Regions from separate parts of the Mus musculus genome. Here region 1 is linked to region 2. Evidence: chromatin loops called from intact Hi-C (ENCODE). Cell type or tissue: heart. All regions are shown on one strand. Links, peaks and the distances in the headings refer to the core of each region. The heading gives the core; the rest is flanking DNA. Region 1 overlaps Plcb1 (phospholipase C, beta 1). Region 2 holds the start of Plcb4 (phospholipase C, beta 4).

Region 1 (12,398 bases), core at 2,871-10,870, 270 kb after region 2:
AAAACCAACCTACTATGTGCGTTAATTTGACGAGTGTAACATAGGCCAAAGGCTGTTGGCTCTCACTCGGGAGTTTGAGTTCTCCTATGAGAAGTTTGAATTGATACTGGCAGGAAAATCTATTCTTGTCCACCAAATAGCAAAGATTAGAGGAGGGACAAATGAATTAGTTAAAGAAAGGTCTAACTTTAAATCCTCAAGTTAAGCCTCTCCATGTGAGGGCAAATGTCAGCTGCCCCCACACGTACATCTCAAAGAGCAGCAGCTGCTTCTAGCATGATTGACTTCATACCAGAGATGAGTCACTCACCTGTCACAGAGATGTCAGAGGAGAAATAAGGAAAACTACTCTATATCCCTCCTGTTGAGAAAAGAGGAGGGGCAGGGTAGGAAGGGAGGGCGAGGTAGCTACATGATTAAATGTTTTTCAGAAATAAACGAAAATGCCCTAAGGCTTCCTGGAATCCTCTCTTGATGATGAGCAAAATTAAAACAGAAAGCCTATGGCCTAAGAAACACCAAAGATAAATTAAGTGTCAGACTAAAAAAAAAAAAAATTACAAATTTACCGACTGGTTTTTATTTCGAGGCAGGCAGACAGTTCATTAAAAAGTCCTGTCAAAAGACAATTCCTGTAACAAGAGCCATTAGCTGCAGAGTGATCAATATACATTGGGATATTTGCAACAGATTAAGGGCAACATGCTAAAGTAATCCTCTTTCAAATGTTCCGGGGAAAGAGCAGAAAGTCCTCTGTACCATCATAACTTGTGGTTGTTCAAGCCCACCTGGCCGTGGCTGCTCTCTATTGGCAGCTGAGCTTTTGAATAACGTCCAACATGTTTCATATACAGTAATTCTTTCTTATTGGCCTGGCAAACTCAGGTATAGAAATCCTGAGGAAACCAATTATGCCACCGAGTTGGAAGCCTGGACAGTGTTCTTGCAAGCATCTTCCAGATTCTGTGGTTGAAGTTTGCAAAAACATGTATCTTAGACACAATTGAAGACATACATTTAAAGGCTCAGTCAAACAGTTGACTGCCAGGAAACACGTATCTGAATATTTCTCTGGAACTGAGAATTCTGTTGAAAAGGAACTGAATGTCTATCAAGAATGTCTATTATTTTTAACTTAATAAGTCTCAGTGAGACTCACAACGGGCAACTTGATCTCATGTCAAATCAAGGGTCAAAATATTTATTTCTTGTGTAAATTGCCTGTGAGAATCACACACCTCTATTTTATTTATTTATTTGTGATGCTCTCAGAAGTTACATGCCAAGAGAGCAGACACTGTGTGCTCATTTAGAATGGAGACAAAGAACGAATTCCACCTATCACAAGGTTCTGCTACCTGTTGCAATGTGGGGGCAGTCCAAATTAGGCTTACACACTGGGGCCATCATCTGCTTTCCATCAAAGAGGGACCAAAGACTGAAGATGCTGGTCCTGATAAGCCATGTTCTCCTTTGAATGTTTTATTACAGGTTAGTAAGAACAAGGGGGACTCGGGGCTTCATCTGGAACCTGAGTTTGCTGCTGAGTGAAGGCCCCACAAAGCTCTATTTTATATGAACCATTTAAGGCACCTTGTTCCCTATTGGGCCAGTAAAATGTATTGCCACTGAAGTACTGTGGCTTTCACCAACTGGTGGTTCGAATTTCTTTCTTACGTTAAACTTTTTTTTCTTTTTTTTTTAATTTGATATTTTCTTTATTTACATTTCAAATGTTATCCCCTTTCCTGGTTTCCCCTCCAAAAACTCCCTATCTTCTCCCTCTCCCCCTGCTCACCAACCCACCCACTCCTGCTTCCAGAGGATGGTCTAGGCAGTCATCAATGGGAGGAGAGGCTCTTGGTCCTATGAAGGTTCTATGTTAAATTTTTAAAATCTCCTTTTACTTTTAACAGATAAGAATTTGTTTATCTACAAGGAAGAAAGGCATGCAGATAAGTCTAGAGTAAGAGTGTTCTAAAAAGAACTTCCTCCTTGTTAGGACCATGAGTGTGGATGCCAGCGTGTGCCTATTGCACAGAATGAAGCAGATGAAGGCGGGTGAATTATTATATTCAATAATATGCTGAATTGCACTGAAAAAAGAGGAGGGATGCTATATAGTGGAATTTTTTTGCTATAAGCAAATGATTGTGCATCATCAGGTTCTACTTAGAATTTTTTCCTGCCCCCCCCACCCCTTTGAGAAAAGGAATGCTGTATTCCAGAGCTAACTATGACATTTGGGAATTTTTTCCTATGAAGTATGACAGCTATATAGTCAGCTCCAGTTGTTTGTCAAAAATTCAGGATAGTTCATAAATTCTAGATGTCATAGAACCAGTCTGCCTTGCCATCTATCATTCTTGGTGAACCTGTTTCATAGCTACTGTAGATGGATTTTGTTTCCCTGAGATTTTCCTCTTTATATTTGTTGCTGCCCTGATTAATTTTGGTCATATCTAATGTCAAGCTCCAAGGCCCTTCCAGTACCATATTGAAGAGAGATGATTTCAAATGCAGTGCTAGTCTTTTTCTGGTCTATATCCACAGTCAGAGGCACACTGAGGTCTACTCCATCATCCTAGCCTTTCCTAATCTATACTTGCTCTCCAGTGTTTCAGTGTCTATCTTCGTATCCCACACTTGATCTTGCCATTTCCCTCCGCTGCTACTTACAGGTCTAGACCTGAAGCATCCCCCAGAGGTCCACGAATAAACGCTTGGTCTACGGCACAAGTGGTATAAGGAATTCAAGAAACCTTTAAGTAGTGAGGCCTTGCTAGGCATGGCACCTTACATACCTTTAATCAGAAAGGAGGAGGTGGAGGCAGAAGAACCACCGTTAAGGTGGTGTAAGCTGCATAATAACCTTGTCTCAATTTATTTATTTATTTTTGAGTGCATCCAGTGGGAAGAAATGAGCTTAGTGAGAAGTTGACCTTGAATAAAACTGGACTCTGGTCTGTTCTTCCTGTTTCTGATTTCTGGCTGCCAAGCATGAACACCGTGTGCTATCTCTGTGACCTGGTGTGCTACGAAAGGGCCAATGCAATAGGGCCAAACAAAGCAGGCTAACACATATGAGCTTAAGAGCCAAAACTAACCTTTTCTCTTTTTAAGTTAATTGTTTCTGATATTGTGTCACAGTGGCAGAAAGCTTTTGTTAACAATGTTTTTTCATTTGCTAAATATCTTACAATATTACCACATGTGATATGTTTTGTTTTGTTGGAGACAGGGTCTTATATAAACGGCTTTACGCCTGATAAGTAGCCAAGGATGACCTATGAAACTCCTGATCCTCCTGCTTCCTCCTGCCAAATGCTGGGATTATAGATGTGAGCTACCATGGCTGGCTTCTTCACGTGTGCTTTCTAATTTTATTATCAAAGCAATAGCTCTGAAAACACACCCTTAAGCTCCAAAGAACACACGTCAGCAAATGATTTAGGCTGACACCAAACAAACAGTTTTCAAGGGCTTCCTTCAAATCCGCTTACAACAAGATGGCCATAAGAACAGCATCACAGACGAAGGAGCAAATTTATCACAGTACTTAGGTAGACTAAGAAATAAAGACAAGAGAATGACTTAGAACTCTGAGGAACACTTTAGATCCTTTCTAAGGACACAAGAAAGAAAGAATAAAAGCTGTTAAATATACAGTTGTAGTATAAACTGCTCACTACCCCCAATTACTATTTATTCACTCTTTATTCAATGAGAAAGCATCAATTTTGTTTACGTTTCTGGTGACTGTAAACCCAAGAAGCTGACTTCCTCCCACCTCTGTGAATGAGTCTTAGGCACTCTAAGCCAGTCATGAATATTATGCTTTCTTTCTTGGGATTTGTTTAGGAACTAGAATGTGGCTCCATTATAGCACCACAGCAGACAAATCTATTTTGTGGATGTGGGGTGGTGGCTGGCCATTCTGGAAGGTTTCCATCACTCCTATGAAGGGAATAAAGTGGGGATTTTTTTCCATTCTGGTTTTGAATGGTACCAGATAGAAGATAATGCAGTGGGGCTTGGCAGCCATGTCTCACTGACTTTAAAGCTTGAGGACAATAAGCAACAACAATGAAATTCTAAAAATTCAGATTCTCAATAATATTGTTGAGTCACTAAACTAGCTACCCAACTCCGAAACTGAACACCCATCTCTAGAAGTGGTGAGCTATCCCTAGAAATGGCCACCCATCCTCAGAACTGGCTGCCCACTTGATGTGGTTTGAATGAGAAATGTCTCCTCTATGTGCATGGATGTGAACACTTCATCCCAGCAGGTAACACTGTTTAGGTGGATTATGGAACTTTTAGGACATGGAGCATTACGGGTGGAGGTACATCACTGCAGGTGATCTTTCAGGGTGTATAGCTTCACCCCACTTTCTGTTTTCTCCCTGCTTCCTGCCTGTGGGTAGAGATATACTCACCCAGTTTCCTGCTCAACTGTCTCCCTTGCCATTACATACTCTCTCCCACATTTCTCTCTCTTCGCAATGGTAAACCAAAATAAACCTTTCTATGAGTTGCCTTTGGTCATGGTGTTTTATCACAACAGAAAAACAACTAATACAGCATCTACTGTATGCCTGGAACCGTCCTCCCACCCCTAGAATTATGACATGACTCAAACAGTAATAATGTCATTTGTTAAGTTGGCACTATTTAAGACAATTATTTATTTAGTTTGCTAGAAATGTGGCCTCGCTATATAAGCTAGATGAACCATGAGCTCTCAGTTTTCCAGCCTTCATTTCCCAAGTTAATGGGATTATATATGTATTCAAGCATGCCCAGCGGGTTGAAATTGATTTTCTGTAAAACTGTACTCTGGCAGATAAATTGCCAAAAGTTATTAGCCAGTTTAATGTTTGGTTGTATAGAGTGAAGAAGTTCTAAGGTGCTTCAAAAGGAACTAACTTAATTTGATTTTATTTATGATGACATAGAACAGTCACATATGTGGTAGTATATGTCTATACTCCTAGCATGGGGACGCTGAGGGTGAAGGAACCTGAGTTTACATGCATGTACATGCATGCACAAACACATACGTGTGCGTGCGCGCGCACACACACACATACACACACACGGGATAGGGAGCTCAGTTAGTAAAATTCTTGCCTTGCAAACATGAGGACATGAGTTCAATCTTCACAATGTACACACATATGTATGCTGCCACACTCTGATAATCCCAGCTCTGCAGAGGGAAAGACAAGAGGATCCTGGGTCCCTAGCCAGGGAGCCTATTCACTTGGAAAGTTTCAGGCTCATGTGAGTCCCTACCTCAAACAATAAATGTGGCCACCACCTAAGGAATTATCCACTGACCTCCACATCATACACACATGTGCACCCACACATGTGTGAATAAACGTACATATGATATCTATGAATTACTTAAAGTAAATTGTGTAACTTTAAAATATGTGTATTGCATTTTGTCTATGGCTAAAATATTTACAATGTTGAACACACATAATCAAAAAGCAAAGCAAAACTGAAAGTATTAGTTGTAAATAAGGGTTTGTAGAGGTTTAAAACTGGCTATGAGATTCACCATAAATAAATTTTATTACACCAGAATACAAAGTGGTGACAAACTCAACTCCAGATGCAAAACTCGAAACTGTATGGGTCTGAATATATATATTTCTGACTACTTAATATTTTTCTTAAATTTTAGTCTAATCAGAGTCAAATTTAAAATAGTTGAGTACTTAAATGAGATTGATTCTGAAAAATACAGTGCCCCTCCCCTAATACGCCTTTAAGCCACAAAAAGCCAAAGCTAATCTGCCCTTGAGTGTTCTCAGGTTCAAGACTCCTTAATGTCACCACTCTTGTGGTTTGGAGCCATTACTACGTTAAAGGAGTCACAAACCCTATGACAGAGAGGACCACTGGGTGGCCATGCTGTACACAGGGCCAGAATGGCTAACATATTGCTTCCAGGGTTCATCAGCTGCTTAGAAAGTTGTACATTTTAGGACTTCATGGATTGCTGACTCTGTGAATTCTATACATAATATTTTTAGGTCATGAGTGACTGTGGGCAACTCAATTCAAGGAAAGGGAGATTGTGTGGCAATTTCTAAAGTTCTACTAAAATGCATCCCATTATATTAGCACTAGTGGACCAAGAAGCTGGCTAAGAAGATCTGAATTGTATATGTAAAGGAGAAACTTAAGAATTAACAATATACAAAATAACCATCGATTCCTGCTAAGCCTGAAATCTTTAGGAATCACAAATATTAAGTGGCTCATATATTGCAAGCATAAAGGCTAAAGAACATAAATAACCGTGAAAATATACCTAGAGCAAGCCACAAGGACTCTCTCTGAAGCCAACCCAGGAACGTTACATACAAATAAATAAACCTAGCATTGGAGTATTGCAGACTCAATAAACAATCGGGCCAAATGGTAGTACTTTTGAGAATCTGTATTTTTCAACTATAGTGAAAATGGCAGGGAGTCCTAGAGAGCCCATTTTGTTTTAAGAGAAAGAAAAATATTCAGCAATGAATCAAAATGGCTAGAATGTCCTAGAACTGACATGCTTTTGGCCAACCTGCGAGTATTTGATTTACAGATAGGGTTTTCAACACAGTGTCCATAGACAACTGATTTCAACAAGCCACAAGTCCAACCTACTTTGATTTGTTGTTTTGGATTGGACTCGGGACCTTGTACATGCAGACAACTCTTAGTACCACTGAGCTACACTCCGAGCTGTAATATAATTTTAAAGGACAGTACTGATTAGTTGTTGCTATGAAGGCAAAGAGATTTGCTTTTCTTTTTTTCTTTTTTCTTTCTCTCTCCGCCACGGACACCACCCCACCCCACCCCACCCCCACCCCCACCCCCACCCCGGTTGTTTTTATGGAAGACTTTGTTGGGTCAAGATCAGGGTGATCTTGGTGAAGAGTGTCCTCTGCTGGGCACATTCTGGTATTACAGCATTACAAGATGAAGGTGGTTGATTCAAATAAAAATGCCCTTGCCCAAGCCATGTATCCGAACCAACTGTGTGGCGAGGGCACCGTACGCGCTCATCTTTCCGCAGACACTGTTGGTGGTCAGTACTTGCAGAATATTGCTGTATTTTTACTTTCACCCTAAATGGTGAGTTTTGCACTCAAGGGGAGACTGGAGATGTTGCGCGAGGTACTTATAAAGCCCAGGGGATTTTACTTTTACTGAATGGAAGACAAATGAGCCAACTGTGTCTAGACATCCTGAATTTCTCAGCTCTTACCTTGGGCTTCTCATCGAGGATCTGCTGGCGGATCTCATTGTGTTTCTCCACGAGTTTTTCTTGTCTTTTACTTTGTGCTTCCTCTAACTGTAAGAAAGTTACCAAAAGAAAAGAGTCACTTATGAAAATAAAACAATAACAACAACATACAACTTTCATGCATGTTACAAGAAACAAAATCAAACAACAACAACAACAAACCCAAAGGTTTTTCAGATCTATGTTAGCAATTATTGAACATTCTGGGCCAAAATTGGCCTTTGAATCTAGCGATGGGAACACAGTACAGGGTGGGGTGGTGACTGGTGGATATACATTTTTGAGAATCTTTGAAAATTTCTATAACACAAATTTAAAGAAGCTTAAGGGCTAATCTGGATGTGGACATAATCTTAACGGTGAAGGGATTTTTTGGGAACCATCTTTTGTGTCATTTTTTAGGGGGGAGTCCCCGACTTAGGTAGTGATTCTGCCCTACAGATTTTTATAGACGTTTTATTTAGCTTTTTTATAATATGGTTGGCAACAGCCAGAATAAGTGCGCCCTTATAGAGTATCACAAAACAGCTGGATGCTGGTGGCGACTAGGTACTAGGAGGCAACACTCTCCTCCTAGAAGTTCACAGTGAGGTTGGCTACTGTTTGTGTGGCATTTGCAAAGGTGTGTGTGTGTGTGTGGGAGCAGACATACCCTCTTGATGTACTGAACCACCTCCTGGATGTACGATCGGATCATCTCTGTCTTCTCCCTAAATGGAAATAAGCCACAGATCATTATACCAATCCACCTGGAACTCTAGATGCCTACGCTTTTACTGTCTTTGTATAGCTGTTGAAAGAAAGGTCAAGCCTGTGTGTGTGTGTGTGTGTGTGTTTCGGGGTAACAATGACCGTGTGTCTCCCCAAGCACAGGCCCTGTTTTTATTAGATGCTCCCAAGGTTGTCTAAGAGAATATCTAGTCATTTCCCCAAAGAGCTCACTTTACTTTCTTTCTCAAAGGCCCAGAGTGCCACTGTTTGAGAGCTCACTGAAAAAGCCATAAAGGAGACTGCGGTGGTTTGAATGAGAGTGGCCAGCTAGAGTTCATAAGTTTGAATGCTTAGTAACCAGGGAGTGGAACTTAGGATTAGGAAGTGTGGTCTCATTGGAGGAAGGTTGTCACTGGGGTAGGCTTTGAGGTTTCAGAAGCCCATGTTTGCCCCACCCCTTAATCAGGATATAGCTTTCAGCTACTGTGCCAGCAACTTGAGCACCTCATGCTCCCACCTTGGTGATAATAGACTAACCCTATGAAACCATAAGTAAACCCACAGTGACATTCTTCCTTTTCTCTGAGTTGCTTCGGTCATGGTGTCTCTGCACAGGAAGAGAACAGGGACTAAGGCAAGAGTCATATAAAAGAGTAATTCAAGGAGAGACTTTATGAAGGGGCCATTGGTTAAGACACTGCTTCTCTCACTGGTCCTCTCACAGGGAGCACCTGCTCCTCCTTCCAGTTAGGGAGGACTACTTTCCACTCACTCTTCCATCTGGCTTTTGTCTTTGGACTTGGCTTCTGTTATCTTCTCTTGCCTCTTCTTATCCATTTTCTTCTTTAATTCCTTCTTCTCTCTGAATTTACAATGGGGGAAAAAAATCAGACCAATTGAATAGCAAGCAGCCCTTGAAGCATTCATGTATATTCAGGCTGAATGTGAAGGGATGGAGGCTTACTTCTCGCAGATTTCCTTCAGCTTCTTTAACTGATTGTTCTGACACTCTTCTGCAACATCTGTCAACTTCTGAATAAGCTGGGGGAAGAAAATGCCAGTTTGATGTTTTCTGTGATCACAGGCACAGGCTCCTGCCCCTGCCCTTCCCACCCCAAACACCAGCAAGTGTACTTAAGACAACCTGCAGTGGGGCTGAGCTGTTGTTAGAATCACAAAAACCTGACTTTTTAGCAACGAGGGCATGATTTTTAAGGTATCACATGATCTGTTTTTGTTTTTGTTTTTTTAAAGATGAAATCCCTCTGATTTTCTCTTCTAATTGAATGACTGTCATTCTAGTTCCTGAAGCTTGGCTCAGTCAGTACAAACACAGCTAAGAGTGTGGACCTGGGTTCTTACCTCTACTCTGTAACGCAATAAAAGTATTTGGGGGCTGGGGATATAGATTAGTGGCAATAAGCTTTGAAGGTATGAATTGAGCTAAGATCTACCTTTTCTGAACCAGTATTTTCTTGATTATAAGTCATACTGTGGCTACCTTTTCCTCTAGTAGGTAGTGTGAAGCTTAAATAAAATAAGTAAATTAGAGTCAGCCGTGCAGAATTCTGTGTTTCTGGGTATGTTTTTGCCGCTGTTGTTGACTTGGTTTGAGATTAACATCAGTTACCCATCTCAGAAAATGATGTAATGTCCTGGTGAGGTAGCTTCAGTTGACACAGAGAGCATCAGGAATGCTTTCCTCTGCTGCTCTTAAAACCTGGGTGCTGAGAATGTAATAACCGTATCATGTGATGCATATTTTCTTCTTGGATCAAGACTCACGACAGCAGCTACTGTATCTTTGGATCATCAGCACTCCTATGGTTCCCACATTCAGTACACGCCTAATGAATGTCAACTACTTGAGAGTAAACTTTCATGCTGATCAACCCTCACTCTCTATTCCACACTGAAAGTCTGTGGAACCTCAGGTGGCTGGAGCAACAGACCTCAGCCCTTCCACTGGAACATAAAACATATGGCCTGAGCTTTCCTTGAGAGACTTCACTACTATTTTCAAAGTGTCGAATTTCTTCCTCCAAATGTACAGAACAAGATGAGCTAACTAGTCTAATATAAGTAATATCTCTCATAGTAACAAGGCAGCCATCCCTCAAGATCCAAGGAAGATTAGTTCTAGGACCCCTATTGTGCACCCAAATCCATGAATGCCTTATGCTAAATGGTATAGCGCTTGCCATAATGTTCGCATACACTCCTGTGTACTGTAAACCATCCTCATACTCTTTATAATAGCTAAAACATTCTAAATGCTGACAAATAAACTCAGGCAGGCTCTAAAATCTGGGCTCTTCACCTCTGTCTGCTGCTGCTGCTCTTCCCTGTGTTTTTGAAGTTATTTTCAAATCCCTTCAAGGGGCTGGGGAGATGGCTCCAGAGGTAGAGCCCTTGCTTCGATAGCATCATGACCTGGGTTCTCATCTCCAGCACCCACGTAAAAAGCAGGCATGGTCATTTCTGTGTGTAACCCCAGTGTTGGTGTCAGAGGCTTAGAGAGATCCATGTTCACTTATGATAAACAGGAAAGTCCCCGCATCTGGATGGAAATAGCTATCAAGGAGAGCATGGGCCACAGAATGCCCGTGCCATCATTCAGGAGAGATGGCCTCAGCACAGCTGCCGTAGTTGAGGAAATCACACTGTGAGCAGTGCCAGGAATCAAACTTTCCAACAATGCTGTTGTCCCTGTCCCCAAGGACTCACAGAAGGCTTTTACATTGACCCAGGCTATCACCTCACCTCTGCATTCCTTCCACCCCCCCAGAGGACCTGTCCCCTGTTTCATTTATCCCACATGCATCACAGAAATTATTCAGAGATTCCCCACTTTGCGCTATTAGATTCACTTGGGGAGACTTCTTAAGGACAAAGATCACAAGGCCGTGTTCCCAGACCTATGAACTGGTAAATGAGTATTTCCATAACCTTGTCCGGGAATGTGGATCCTTACGTGGTCCCCTGGGTACTTTGATCCTGTTACTCATGTGTCCTCTGATGAACAGCCTCAGCGTGATAAGGACACACATTAGAAACGAGAACTCTCAGGCCTTCTCCTAGACCAAGAATTCAGAATCTGTAATCCTAGAATCAAGATTCCTAGGACAAAATGTGCGCCTTGGAATTTGAAGAACCCTGTCTGGATTATTGAGGAACATGCTGACACCATTAAAGAAGCCATTTCAGTTTGTGTGGTCTATGTCTCAGAATCTTTGGAACTTTGTATTCTCTTCACTACTCCCAATGGAGTGCCCTCATCTCTGTAACCAGAGTGGTTTAGACAGCTTGGGAAGCACACACACGATTCCTGACAGACCATATACCATATTGTAGGTCCTTCATTTGGCTGGTTTGCTTTTCCCCACTAAATTAAGTTTCTTTACTTCTCTTCATGTCTTTTCTACTTCTGGAGGGATCGGAAAAAAAATCCCTATTTTTCTCAGAAATGCCTGGTCTTATGGGATAAACTCCCTCTGTGCAAAAACCTCGTCTTTCTCTCTCCTCCCAGAACCAGTCCCTCTTGTCTTTGCCTAGTAAGCCTAACTGTGGATGCTCCTCACTTCCCTACCTCAGCATCTACATAAGTGAGCAGAGACTTCCTCTGTTCCCAGAGACAGGACTTTTCCTTTGATCAGGCATCTTTATTCAACTCAAGAATGTGCAAGGCTTTCCCCTACCTTCTTGGGTAGTTTCATCATCCACTGAATCACAGACATCTGTAAATTTTTCTACACAGCACAGCTTTCTGGTAACAGGAACCCTGGTGCACATACCTACAAGCTGCAGTCTATCTTGCAAGCATTTCTTCCCTGTCTGCAGCCTCATGTCAGCTTTTCTACTGCAGCCCAGAGATTTTTCCCTTCTTATATGTCTCCAAGACTTAGCTGGCCCTATCCCCAGATATATTTCAATTTGCAGATTCTCTTTTAACATTGGCATTCATCATATTGTAATAAACAAGGCAATAGTTTGCTTCCAGAACTGTGTGCATACACCTGTGTGTACACTTTCCCTTCACACTATTCCATCCTTTCAGTGACAGTCCTATGTGAACAGGACATAGGACAAAAAAAATTACTTCTGTGATTGTAGGCTCCCTTGAATTGTGCCATTGTACCTCAGCAACTCTTATCTGAAATCTGTATAATTAAGATGCTTGTATCTGTTTGTATCTAGGTAGCAGGATAAGAACCAACACAATCTGTTAGTAGTGTCTGTTAAGTAGATGATATATATGCATACACAGTGGGTCTCTTTCCTACCTCACCAAGAGAAGGCATGGGCCCATCTGGGCTTTCCCACATAGCACTGTTTCTCTGGGAAGAGCTTGCTCTGGTTTCTGGTT
Region 2 (12,398 bases), core at 2,991-10,990:
AGCAAGTCTAAGAAAAGTGAATGTAGTGTGATGCAGTTTATATAATAAAAATGCATCTGCATGTACAGTATGATTCAATTTATATAACAAGAGAACCACGTATATGTATTTGTGTATGTAAATGAATGGACAAAAGGAGGAGGGAGACACTTGCAACTGTTGCCAATGGTTATATCTGGGGAGGGTGTAGGTGGGAAAGAGTACTTTACATATTGCTTCTGTATTTCTGCATTGTCACTTCAACTGGAACATATTAGTAGCTCACTTACATCATTTTAGAAGCCAGCGAAAATAAAAATTTAAATTCCAGAGAGGGCTTTGGCTATGTAATCAATAACCAAACATCAGTAGATACAGGAGAACCCCATCTCAAAGGGCTACATTTCCATTTGACCCAAAGTGATCTCCCATTGAAGACTGGGAGGAAAAAATTAGGGTGGGTTCGCCTTGAAATACTTGCCTGCAGAAACAGATCTAACTTCTCAGTGTTCAGGATAAACACTGCAACTGTCAAGACAGGGAGAGATATCCCATGATTTGCAGAATTCAGCCAGTGACAGAGGCAAGAGAGCCTCTCTGACCCTGTAATAAAGGAAGTCACTCGTTTTTCTATGGTAAACTGATCACAGTTCAAAGCTCTGTCAAGTAGTGAGCTTGAAAACCATGTCCCTCCTCTCCCAACTCTGAATATTTGCTGGTACCTTAGAAAATGGGGTGAGGCTGGGCAGTGGTGGCGCACGCCTTTTATCCCAGCACTTGGGAGGCAGAGGCAGGCAGATTTCTGAGTTCGAGGCCAGCCTGGTCTACAGAGTGAGTTCCAGGACAGCCAGGGCTACACAGAGAAACCCTGTCTAGAAAAAACAAAAAACAAAAAACAAAAAAAAGAAAATGGGGTGAGGAAAAAAAAGCCAGATATTCAGAACTCTGTGCTCATTTAAAATAAAGGAGACTATATCACGAATTTTAAAACCTCCCCTTTTAAAAGACAATTATAAAGTCTGAAAAAGGAAATAAAACTAATGGCATTTTCTAGGGCACAGTGCATCTGAGAACTTACACTTGACAAAAGGACCGACGTGGGAACTCTCAGGCTGAATTCCTGCCACAAATGTGTCCAGTTTGGCAATAACATGGATTGTGTGCATGCAAGTGGAGGCCAGAGGTCAACTTCCCGTGTCATTCCTCAGTTGCAACATCCTTGAGCTTTGGTTTTTTTTGAGACAGGGTCTCTCACTAGCCTGGGGATGACTGACTGCTCCATGCTGGCTGTCTAGCAAGCCCCAGGATCTGCCTGTCTCTACCTCCCTGGCTCGGGAATTCTCTGGAGTAACCCCAGTATTCCCAGCTTTGTTACATAGCCCTTGGGCTCTGTCTCAGGTCTTCATTTCTATGTGGAAAACGTTGTACCAGCTGGGCAGTCTCCTCAGCCCAACTTCCCAGCACTTCCTAGTTTACTTAACTTACCTATTTTATGTGTATGAGTTTCTGTCTACATGCATAGCTGTGTACTATGTATGTACCTGGTCCTCACAGGGACCAGAGACAGCATCATCCCCTGAGACTGAACTTACAGATGGTCCTAAGTCACCAGGACTTAGGACCTGGTCCTGGTCCTTAAGCTCCTAGGACCTTAGAACCTGGGTCCTCTGAGAAAACACAAAACCAGCCAGTACCCTGAACCAGCTCTCCAACGCCAGCCAAGCACTTTCAAATGAGGGACTTTCACGTTCCAGATACTCAGATTCCTCGCTTCACCATAAAATGTGCATGCAGTGGCAGACTCCTCTGGCAGCTCCTCCTGGAAAGGGACACACACAGGCCACCATGCCTAAGGTCCCTGACACCTGTTCAACAGCACCTGTGTATGTGGTTTACCTGGCTCCTCAACCAGAGGTCACAGCAATCTCACTGAAGCCATTGAACTCTGCCAGCTGGCCTTACTTTTCCTTTTGACCTTAATGTTTTTATTGATTATTTGGCAATTTCACATAATACACTTACTTCTCGGTCCTTCCAGGCCCTCGCCCTTATGATCTCTCCGAAAGCCAAAGAAAAGATGATACCAGATTTTCACTCTTAGTCCTCGGCCCATGTTATCGTCAATTAATCCCCTGCTTCACCCTTCCAGACCATGCAACTGTATCAACAAACACCCCTAGACCGAGACTAGGAAACGGCTTCATCCTCAACTTGCTGTTCCGATTCCATCTTCACAGCAGTTGCCAGATCTGTTACATCTTAGCCGTGCCACTTAAAATAACTGCCTCGCCATGTTTTGTGGGGAGAGAGAGAGAGAGAGAGAGAGAGAGAGAGAGAGAGAGAGAGAGAGAGAGAGAGACTTCTGCAGCATGCACTATACCAACTACAGGTAACATGACTACAGGTAACATGGAACCGTGATTTAAAAGTTGGAGTTCTGGGCTAACATGGTGCTTCCCTATAATCCCAGCCTTTGAGAACCTAAAACAGGAGGATGTGAAGTTTGGAGCCAGCATGTGCTACACAGCTAGACCGAAAAACTAAACAAACAAAAAAAAAGGTTACAGTGTCAATCTACTTAGATTTCAATCCCAACTCTAAACCCATCACATGATTAGCCTCCCAAATATAAGTTCTCCAACAATGTAAACCTAAGAGACTGTTACAACTCCATAGCCCACCCACCCCACCTCTGCAAAAAAAAAAAAAAAAGTGTCTAGAAAGATGAAATGAAGTGGAGTGGCATGTTTCAAGTTCTGGACAAATATCTGGATTGGGGGTTTTGGTTTGGTTTGGTTTCCCCTTTACTAAGGTTGTTATTGAGACTATGAGAGAAGAGTTGAATGCTCCCACTAATGCCCATGGGAGCAAAGGAGGCACCATGTGCCCCTAAACATCAGTGGTCCCCAAACACTTCTCATGCATGTTTCCATCCTCCTAAAGCTAAATTGCTTAATATGGTCTCTTTTTAAGCCGTTCTGGAGGACACAGAGGCCCTGGGGATGGCATCTGGCTCCTGCATTACAGTTCAAAATCCCACACTCATGGAATTTTAAGGCTACTAGAGCTGAGCAATGTTGTATTCCTCTACCCAAATGCAGTCACAGGATGAGATGAGTCCAGAGGAAGATCCGCCATCAGGAGGTAGCCTGTGGGGGTCACTGGAACATTCCCTGACTGCCAGATGGAACTCCGAGTATGTCTTACATGTTTTAAATGAGCTGCTTCTACATGGCTCCAACAAACAAACCAATGCCCTCTACCCTGATGGAGCAAAGTGAGATTGTGGGTAGTGATCCTGGTAGTATCAGTAGGAGAAGGGGCAGAGTGGTTGTCACAGCAACAGAAATGCTGTTCCCAGCACCAATCACCATCATCCAGCACCATCCTTAACCAAGGGCTTGGGGAGGAGGGTATTAATGAGAGAGTCAACCAAGGCTCTGAGTGGATGCCTGGGACTACAGGGCCAACAGAGGACACTGTCAGGATAGAAACTCAGGGATGGCTGATTCCAGCACTTTAAGCTCTCAATGTCTACTCCTGAAGGAAAACCCAAAGCACGAGTCCCTACCTATCCACCCACCAACTCTGAGAGTGACCATGTCTCAGGCCAATGTTCTTCACATTGTAGGGGTTGGGTTCCAGTTTTGCAGTCTGGTAAACACTCTAGACTCTTCTAAGTATATTTCAAATGTGTGAAATTAAATAATACTTATAAGTACCACAGAAATGAATCATATTTATCAAAATAACAAGTTTTAAAATGAACTCACACTGAGCTGGAGAGGTGGTGCAGCAGAGAAGAGCACTTGTTGTTCTTCCAAAAGGGCCAGGATTGGGTTCCCAGTACCCACGTGGTGGCTAACAACCTTCTGTCACTCCAGCTCTAGAGAAAACAATGCCCTCTTCTGGCCTCTTAGGACACTGCACATACATGATACTAAGACATACATGCAGGCAAAATACCCATACACATAAAATTAAAGCAAATAAATCTAAAAAAAATAACAAACAAAACAAAGTGAATTCATTTGAAATGCACATCTTTTCAACCCACTGAACAGCAAAGGCTAACAATGAATGGTTCTAGTTCACGCTGGAATTGTCACTTGGATATGGATAAAAATTAAGGACCTACCAACAATATTCGTGGACTATGTTCAGACCTCGGTGATATGGATCTACTGAGGTGAAGGCCTCTGATCTAGGTGGGAAAAAGAGCTGTCTAACATGAATGAGTGTTCTGTGTTCTCTCTGGATCGGCCACTTGAGTTGAATCTGAGTTACCCGTTCTTCCTGCCTCTATGGAAATGGCTACTTTAGTTCATTCATGCCAAATAATATCCTTTAATTGTTTAGGAGGAAAAGAAGGCTTTACAAGGGTGCTGGGTACTAAACTAATGATTTGCCTCTCGGTAGCTAGAGTTGGACTTCCCCAAGAGATCATGTGAGAACCGTGAGGGAGACTCCCAGAAAAGGGGAAAAGAGACTGTTCTGTGCTCACACGGTGTATCATATTCTCACTGCAGGTTTTATGGATAGTAGTTGTGAGAGGTCTTCAGAGGAAACTCCTCTTCTGACCTACCATCCTGTCCACCTGTTTTGCTTCCATAAAGTAAAGGAGAGAAAGGGTCCAGTTCATACCAGGAATTTTTTTTTCTAAAACTGGCCATTCATTCTACTGAACAAAATGATGTCCTGGCTAAGATTTGAAAGGGAGGGCATTCCTCCCTCCCACTAGGAACTCTGGTTACATCTTCCCCAGAATGACAACATCCAAAGGGAGGAGAACCCAGCCAGGCTCTCAGAAAGTGAGGTTCCCACTCACGTGAAATGGGTTTCGCAAATAAAGATCACTCAGGGACAACTTTTTGAAAGCAGGCTGAACTATATGGACAACGCAGGATTCTCAGCCATCTACTCGCTACTGTATTAGTAGTCCACCTCCAGTCTCCCCACACCGCAGGCAACCCACTCTTTGTTGGCTGTAAAGAACTAGAGGCATGAACACTCAAGGTAGAACTGGAAAACAATATTACAGCTTGAAGAAGCAGTTCTTCTTTAAAGGGTGGGGCTTTATCAAAGAAAAAACTATTACACAGAAAAATAAATACGAAGGGATAGAAGCAAGGTTGTTCTATGCCTTGGGTCTGACGGACCTGGACATGGGAAACAGTGACATGGACTGCCCTGAGAGTTAAACAGTATCCTTGCAAACAAGGCTAACATTTGAACTTGAGCAGTAAAACCAGGTGCCTGTCAGCCTAGGGGATGTCCTTATTTCTCACAAGGTGATTACATCTCCTCCACAGACTCCTTCACTTAGGAAGTGAAAAGTAACTGTTTACAAACTGCAGTCTGGCTGTGCACTACCAACAGTGATCAGCAAATATCCTCAGGATTCTTGACCTCATTCTAAGTATCAGAAGCAGCGCATCTTGCTTTTATGGAACTCACCAAGATCTGGTTTTCAAAGCATGTGTCATCCCTGATAGTAAGCAAGCAGTGGAACTGGTCACAAATGACACGAAACGAGTCCTAGTGTGCCTCACAATTTTCATTATCAAGTAATATTTCCCCAAAGTAGCTGAGTTCACTAACAAGGCATTTGTTGAAAGTGTGAAAATTACAAAAACTATTCCTTTCTATAGCACTATTACCTAACTGCTCTGGTCCAAATATATGTAATTTGTTTGCAACTGAAGACTTTAAAATTTAAAAAAAAAAAAGTGGCAGCTAATTATTAACTTTATAAAAATCCACCAATTCATCAATTCTGGCATTTGGGTTTTGCCTGCTGCACCTAAAAAACTGGGGGTGACAAACAAGACACTGTTCCCAGAAGCTTATATCCCAGCCTGTCACAACATAACATGCCACTGTGATGGGTTCACATACAACATCACAATCGTGTATAAACCCGATTTCATATGAAGGGCAGGTAGGCAGGAACGCAAGGCAATCATTTAGTCATTCAATTCCCAGTGAACCAAAATCGAAAACAAATTAGTAGTAGCCTAAGAAAATAGCACGTTCACTAGGGCTGCCAATGATGTACCATGTTGTACAAAATCAGCAGTATAAATTGATTTACAAGCAGCTAGATTCTTGGAAAGAGGATAAACAAATATATTAGCAGCACCAGCACCCATTGGTCTCTATTGGGGATGGGATGAAAGGTTTCAAGGGTGATACAAACCTTTAAACTCCACTTCTTAAAAAGCTCTTTTGAAAGCTTTAAGGGTTTTTCCTTTCTTTTTTTTTTTTAATTCCCATATTTCCCTATCAGCTATGAAAGTAAGCACGAAGCCTGGATTCCGAGGCATGTAAGTTTTAACATCATTCACATTTTAAAAGATACAAATATAAAGCTCGGAAAAGAGAATATTTCAGCACAAAGCCCTCCTGCGTGGGTGTGCATTTGTAAAGTAAAAGTAGAATTATTCCAACAGATGTAAATGTGCTCTCTGTGATCAAATGGAGTCTTTTGAAATTCTGTTTTGACAGTTACTTGTAAAACAGCATTTCCACAGCGATTAATTCAGAGCTGGTAGTGATATCATCAAAGCTAAATCAAAACTAAGTTCTGATGGCTGAGTAATAAAAGCGGGGAGGGGGCAGGGGAGCAGAGCACACTTGGGAGGCCAACACTCAGCCCTCTGCAGCACACTGTTACATGTGAAGATGCACTCCTTCTGTCAAACCAGTTTCACCAACATAAAAACGCTCAGAAAGTGAAATTCCATTTTAAAAGTAATTTTTTCTTACACGAGGTTCTCCCCAAGACACCAGTCATGTATTAAATGTCTACAGTGTAAAAAAAAAAAATAGATGATATAATAGATCAATACACCAGTTGAAAACTATGCAAGACTGTTCTGTGGGGGAAAAATTCGAGATTACATAACACAGTCAGTCAGGGATTACACCACAAAATCCTAGTGAGAGGAATTTCTCATCCTCTGTATCACTCTGCAACTTAGGATATTAAAGTTTGAAGGGTTCAAAATATTCGGTTCTCAGTTCAAACACATCTTTAAAAACATCAGTCTTAAAAATACTAAAAGGATTAAGTTGAAATTTTACACACACACACACACACACACACACATCTTCCTACCCTAAAGAGTAGTTCTTCACTTTCTGAGATCCTGGGAGTCCACCCAGGTAAAAAGTCACTGGTTGCTCTTCCTGGTCATCTTTATTTTATGGTCTGATTTTTCCTTAAAAGAGAAATTCAATTTTTTTCAAAGCATTATACACCTGCCTGTGCATGGACTTTACTGCTAGCCATGTTTATTCAACACATTATCTCCACCAATGGATAATTTAAATTTATGGACCACTATGCATCCCACTTCTACTTCAAAAGATGGCGACTGTCCATGAATGTTTTGCCCCAAATTAAATCTCAAGCCCCTTGCTTTAGAGAAATAGGAAGAAGCACTATAGAAGTTTAGGGTTATTTTTTTAAAGTCATATCTCAAATGCATGCATATTTGTGGAATATAAGACATTTGCCTTTCTAGAAATGCTGGCTTTATAACTCTAGAGTTGTTCAATTGGAAAATTCTGTGTTTTCACACTTAGATTCAGTAGTTTACTGAGTCTAAACTCAAAAATTGTACAATATAGACAATTTCTAATTGACTAAGAAAAAACAACTTTAAACTTCTGAAAATAAAGCAATGTTCTTTTACATGCTTTTAGGAGGCCCAGATACTGTCCTGAAGGAGCGCTTAGCCTGTCAGTGTCAACTGGAAACGGTCTATCATTCGTAAGCTGTCCCCAGAAGACGCTGAAGATGCACACGCACACACATTTACATGCGTTGCACAGTGCCAACTATTTCCAACCAAAATAATCATATACACGTCGAGCCGAGCTATTTCTAGCGCAGAAGAGGGTGAACGTCCGGGTAGGCAGAGGAAACCCAGTAGCAGATGATTGCCGGAGAGGCGGGTGGCGGCGGGGTCCCCTGCCTCCCGCGCAGGACGCCTCGCACCCCGCACCTGCACCGGGTCCCCGGCAGGGCAACCGGGGGCGCGCGCGCGCGTCCGGGACGCACCCGCGGGAAGCCGAGTAGCCCGGCGGGCTGGGAGCGGCGGGAGCATCCCCGGGCGGGACCCAAAGCGCCTTCTCCTACCTGTCACTTCCAGGCGAGTCGCTGCCGGGGATGCGGCCACCGCCGCCTCCGGGAGCCCCGCTGTGTTCGCGCGCGCGCGTGTGAGTGTCTGTGTGTGTGTGTGTGTGTGTGTGTGTGTGTGTGCGCGCGTGTGAGAGCCTGTTTGCGGCGCGGCTCCTGAGCCGCTCGCGCGCCGCCACCCCCTCCCCGCCGCCGCGGCCGCCGAGCCCCTCCGGCGCCGCCCCGCCCTCCGCCGCCTCCGCCCCCCACCGGCCAGCGCCTCCCCGCTGCGCTCACCTCGGCCGCCCGCTGCCCAGGGCGCCGCCCGCCCGCCGCTCCCGCCGAGCCGGGCCCCGTGCGGCCCCGGGCCCGCCGCCCCTACTCCCGGCCGCGACGCTGCCTCTGGAGCCCAAGCCGTCGCCTCGCAGCCCCAACCTGCCGGGCTACGGAGCATGCCCAGTGCGGCGCCCGGCGGGGCTGGGGGTGGACCGGGGCCGCGCGGGCCGGCCGGGGTGGGGGTTGGCTGTCCCGGGGTCGCCGCCGCCGCCTTCCCGGTGCAGGGTCTGGGCGCGCGCCCGTGGGGACTGAGCTGAGCCAGCAGCGGGACACCACGCGCCGCTGGCCACGGACTCAGCGGGTGCCCGGCCCGGGAGGAGGGGGTGCGAGCCAGCCAGAACCGGGAGCGGGGAGCGGGAACTGCGCTTTCGTCTATGTTACATTGAACAAACACGGAGAGCTTGTACACTGCAGCAGGCACTGTGAGACAGGGATTTTATTCATTCAGCCCGAAAAACAATCTGCCGGAGGAAGTACTACAACGGGCTCACACTGAGCCAGAAAGTGATTTCCAAAGTCTTCCCCCAAGTGATCCTGAGACGTGCACCCCACTCCACCCCCCCCCCCCAGACTTCGGTTCCAGGGATGCTGGGGATCGCTGTGGCCAGCTCTCCTTGTCCTTTGAACCGACACCCGGGTGCCCGAAGTCCTGCTGAGGCGGCCTGGCCATGTGCATCCAGCGTCACCCTTTGTGGAGACCCTACACTGGAGCCGCTCCGGAACTCCCCGAGGGCTTCCTCCTACCGAGGCCACTCGGCTTCCTCCCTCTCCTGCCTGGCGGCGGCCACCAAAACCCGGAGACGTGGCACCTGCGCACTGGGGACTGGGGCCCATGCTGGCGGCTGAACTGGGCATGCTCAGCTGCCTGAACTGGGCTGGCGGGTCAAGAGGAAAGGGGTCGGTTTAGAGGTTAGCTTAAAAAAAAAATGGAGAAGAGGGCAGAAGTGTAGGCACAAAGGAACAGTCCAGGCACCGTGGATACAGCAGTTGAAAACCCCAAAGTGTCGCACCCTTCGTTCATTCTGGCCGTTTCAGCATGGATAGAAAGAAAATAACCACCAAAAGTTGATCAACTAGTGTGATGTGTGATGGTACATGCCTGTAATCCCAGTTAGTTTACAGAGCAGCCTAAACTATACAGTCGGTTCAAGACCAACCTGAACCCTGTCTCAAAACGAGAAAGAAAAAAATAATTTACCAATTTAAGGGAGATGGACTGAGAGCTACTGACCACTCTCTAGCCAAACACAAAGCTTCAGATTTAAGTTAGCCTTGAAAAAGGTTTTTCTGCAGTGTCTGCCTGCCTGTCTGTGACAAAACCTACAGAAACATTCACTAAGCCAGATCAGCTTTTCCACCAAGGTTAAAAAGAGAATAAAGATGCCAGAGAAAGCTGATACTGCACTGGTCAGGGTCTTCATGCCAGTGTGTTAAGACTGCTTTTGAGAGTGCCGCAAACCGGGCACATGAACTGCCTGAAAGGCTTTTTAAAATGCAGATTTTCATTAGACAAGACAGAAGTAAAATCATATGTTCTCCATCTCTAACAACTCATTCTGATATTGCTGCTTGTAAGCTGAGGGCTTGGGGTAGTATTTTAGGCCTGCTTTCCCTGCATGTGAGAAAGCTGTGGCTCAGAAAGGGTAAGGAATTTGCCCCAGGTTGAGCAGCCAATAAATAGTATAGCTAAACTCAAACCAGTCCTTCAGGCCTTCTCTTGTATGTCTTATGTGCCTCAAATATTATCCCCAGAAAGGGGAGCTAGAAGCTATCACTTATGTGACTGACAGTTCTTAGCAGTAGAACTTAGTACATAATATACTCAAATATAGTTAATTAGTTGGTCTTTGATGGCTAACAAAACCACCAACACACCATAGCCTGAAACAATTACTGAGTGCTCACCTTTCTCTGGATGCGCTCCTGGGACTGGTATCAGCCGAGCAGTTCTTCGCTGCAGCCACACACACAAGATGCTTCTGCATGGGTTTCATACAGCAAGCTGCTAACTCCAGCAGCAAGAAACGCCAGTCCCAACTTAAGATAGTACTTCATACACTGCGCTTTTTATAGTAGTTTATGAAAAACAGAATGGCCATTTCAAAGAGGTCCAACACATAAACAAACTTCTGTAAATCTAGACTTCTACCGTAGAGTTCACTCCGAGTTTTATAGATTAAACATTTCATTTTACGTATGGGGGGGAAAAAAAGCTCACGGTAGTCTTGTGTTCCATCAGGTGCTCACACTAACACTGAGCCTGTTACCACTCAATGTTACATGAACAGTGGAGCTTTCTGAATCCTAAATGAAATATGATTTCATGGCGGCTCCTTTTCCCACTCCTTAATGGCTTCTTAGACACTTTTCAAAGGCTTTTCTGTGCCAGACACACTCACTACTCTTTGCCCAAGACTCTCAGGTAAACATAAGACAAAGTCGTTTCCTGGATGAAGTTATATACTATCATAAGAGACAGCCAGTGACACGTTAAAATGGGCAAAGGAAATGAAAAAGAACTTCCGGAAATAGGCAGGGAAGACTGCTAGTTTGGACTGGGACTGAGATGTCCGCCCTCAGGATTTAACATTTGAATAGAACCTGGATGAACAGGGAAAGGTGAATGTCTGGGAAGAAGCCTGTCCACAGCAGGGAACAGCAGGAAGCTAGGGTGAGAATTTGTTTGACCTGTTCCAGAAACAGGAAGGAACCAGGGTGTCTCACCGAGGCGTAAAGTGAGGAGAATTGAGAATTCTGGGGCAGTTGGGAGTCACATCCTCTAAGAACACAGAAAGGACTTTGAACATAAAGCTTATAAGTAAGTACCCTGTGAGCCCATTGGAAGTTGTCAAGCAAGGTTATGACCAGATTGACTGATGGATGGATGGGTGGATGGATGGATGAATGGATGGATGGATGGTTGGTTTTAGAGAGATTCACACTGAAAATGTCTGTAGGAAAGGAAGGGTTCCTCAGAGAGCCCTTTCTTCCTGGAAGGAGAAAGGAGGTGCTGATGGTGTAATTCTGTTTTAATCGAAAGTACATTTTTTTTAAGGAAAAAGAATAAAGATAATGCCTATAGGAACAAGAACACAAAGAGGGAGCCTGTAATAAGCAGTTGTCCATACTAGGGCAGTTCTGATACCTTGCACAGCACTTGAACTCAGACCAAGGGAAATCCTCCCCTTACTTTCAGGTTTCTCCTTTTCACCAGCAGGGGTTCAGATAGGCCCCTTGATTCCTTAAAGTAGAAGTTGGTGGCACAGGATTTGACTTAAATACTATCCTGTCCACTGCCTGCTGCCCCTTGCCCATCTGGGCATGGTTCCCCAGAACTGTTAGAAGGAAGGGAGAAGAAAGGGGATAAATGGCTTTGCCTTTAACCTATGGCCATTGAGATCCTATCTCGGTTTACTATGGAAGGAGACCACTGACAGTCTCTGGGGCAGGTCTAACTGCTAGTTCTCTGCTGAGGAGATATTGAGGAGGCTCCTGAAGCCCCATTCTCCACTCTATCCCTCGAGTGTACATTTTTTCCCCTATGTTTCATGGCATCCCAAGTCTGGAGTTCATGTTAGCAAGGCCACACTACTGACCATGCCTTCTGAAAGGAAGTTCCACAACGTCTGCTGGGAACACAGAGACAATGGAGAAAAGCAGCACCTCCCAGAGTCTCAGGTTGGCAAGAAGGAAGGCAAATGGTTGAGGGTAAGGGATGTCTTCAGCCACTCGTGAAGGCTTTCCCTGGACTATGGACCCCTGAATACCCCTCTGTTTTAGAAATCAGCCATAATTCCCTAGCAATGTGCTGTTACACAAATCAGCATTAGGCACAGGAAAGTTGGAAGCATCTATTATACAAACAGTATAATCACTTGAATGTTTACAAACTCTAAGGTTGTTCTTGTGAAATATGACAGGGGGACAGCAACATTAAGGAGCTTCAGATTAACACCCT

Evidence for each region. Hi-C counts contacts between places; a loop is a spot of excess contacts. Peaks named below come from ENCODE experiments on the same cell type or tissue, not always from the same donor. Only the 100,000 strongest peaks of a DNase experiment are listed, where the experiment ranks them.
Region 1: it touches region 2 in a loop (2.0-fold over the local background); 1 of 42 quality-filtered maps calls a loop at or near these places.

What each region holds. Positions count from the first base shown.
Region 1 is chr2:135,382,769-135,395,166 of GRCm38, reverse strand. Plcb1 (phospholipase C, beta 1) reads right to left here. Exons shown (of 32, transcript NM_001145830.1): 28 at 8,997-9,073; 29 at 8,805-8,894; 30 at 7,974-8,031; 31 at 7,283-7,369. Among named protein-coding and RNA genes, the nearest start is that of Gm31993, 150 kb to the left of the region's middle. In heart, for the core only: a CTCF peak has its summit at 6,991 (motif pointing left); no DNase peak of the experiment used is centred there.
Region 2 is chr2:135,655,458-135,667,855 of GRCm38, reverse strand. Plcb4 (phospholipase C, beta 4) reads right to left here and starts at 8,309. Exons shown (of 39, transcript NM_001355153.1): 1 at 8,126-8,309. In heart, for the core only: CTCF peaks have their summits at 3,905 (motif pointing left) and 7,982; DNase peaks (open chromatin) are centred at 8,115, 8,365 and 9,215; H3K4me3 peaks cover 2,363 bases; H3K27ac peaks cover 2,531 bases.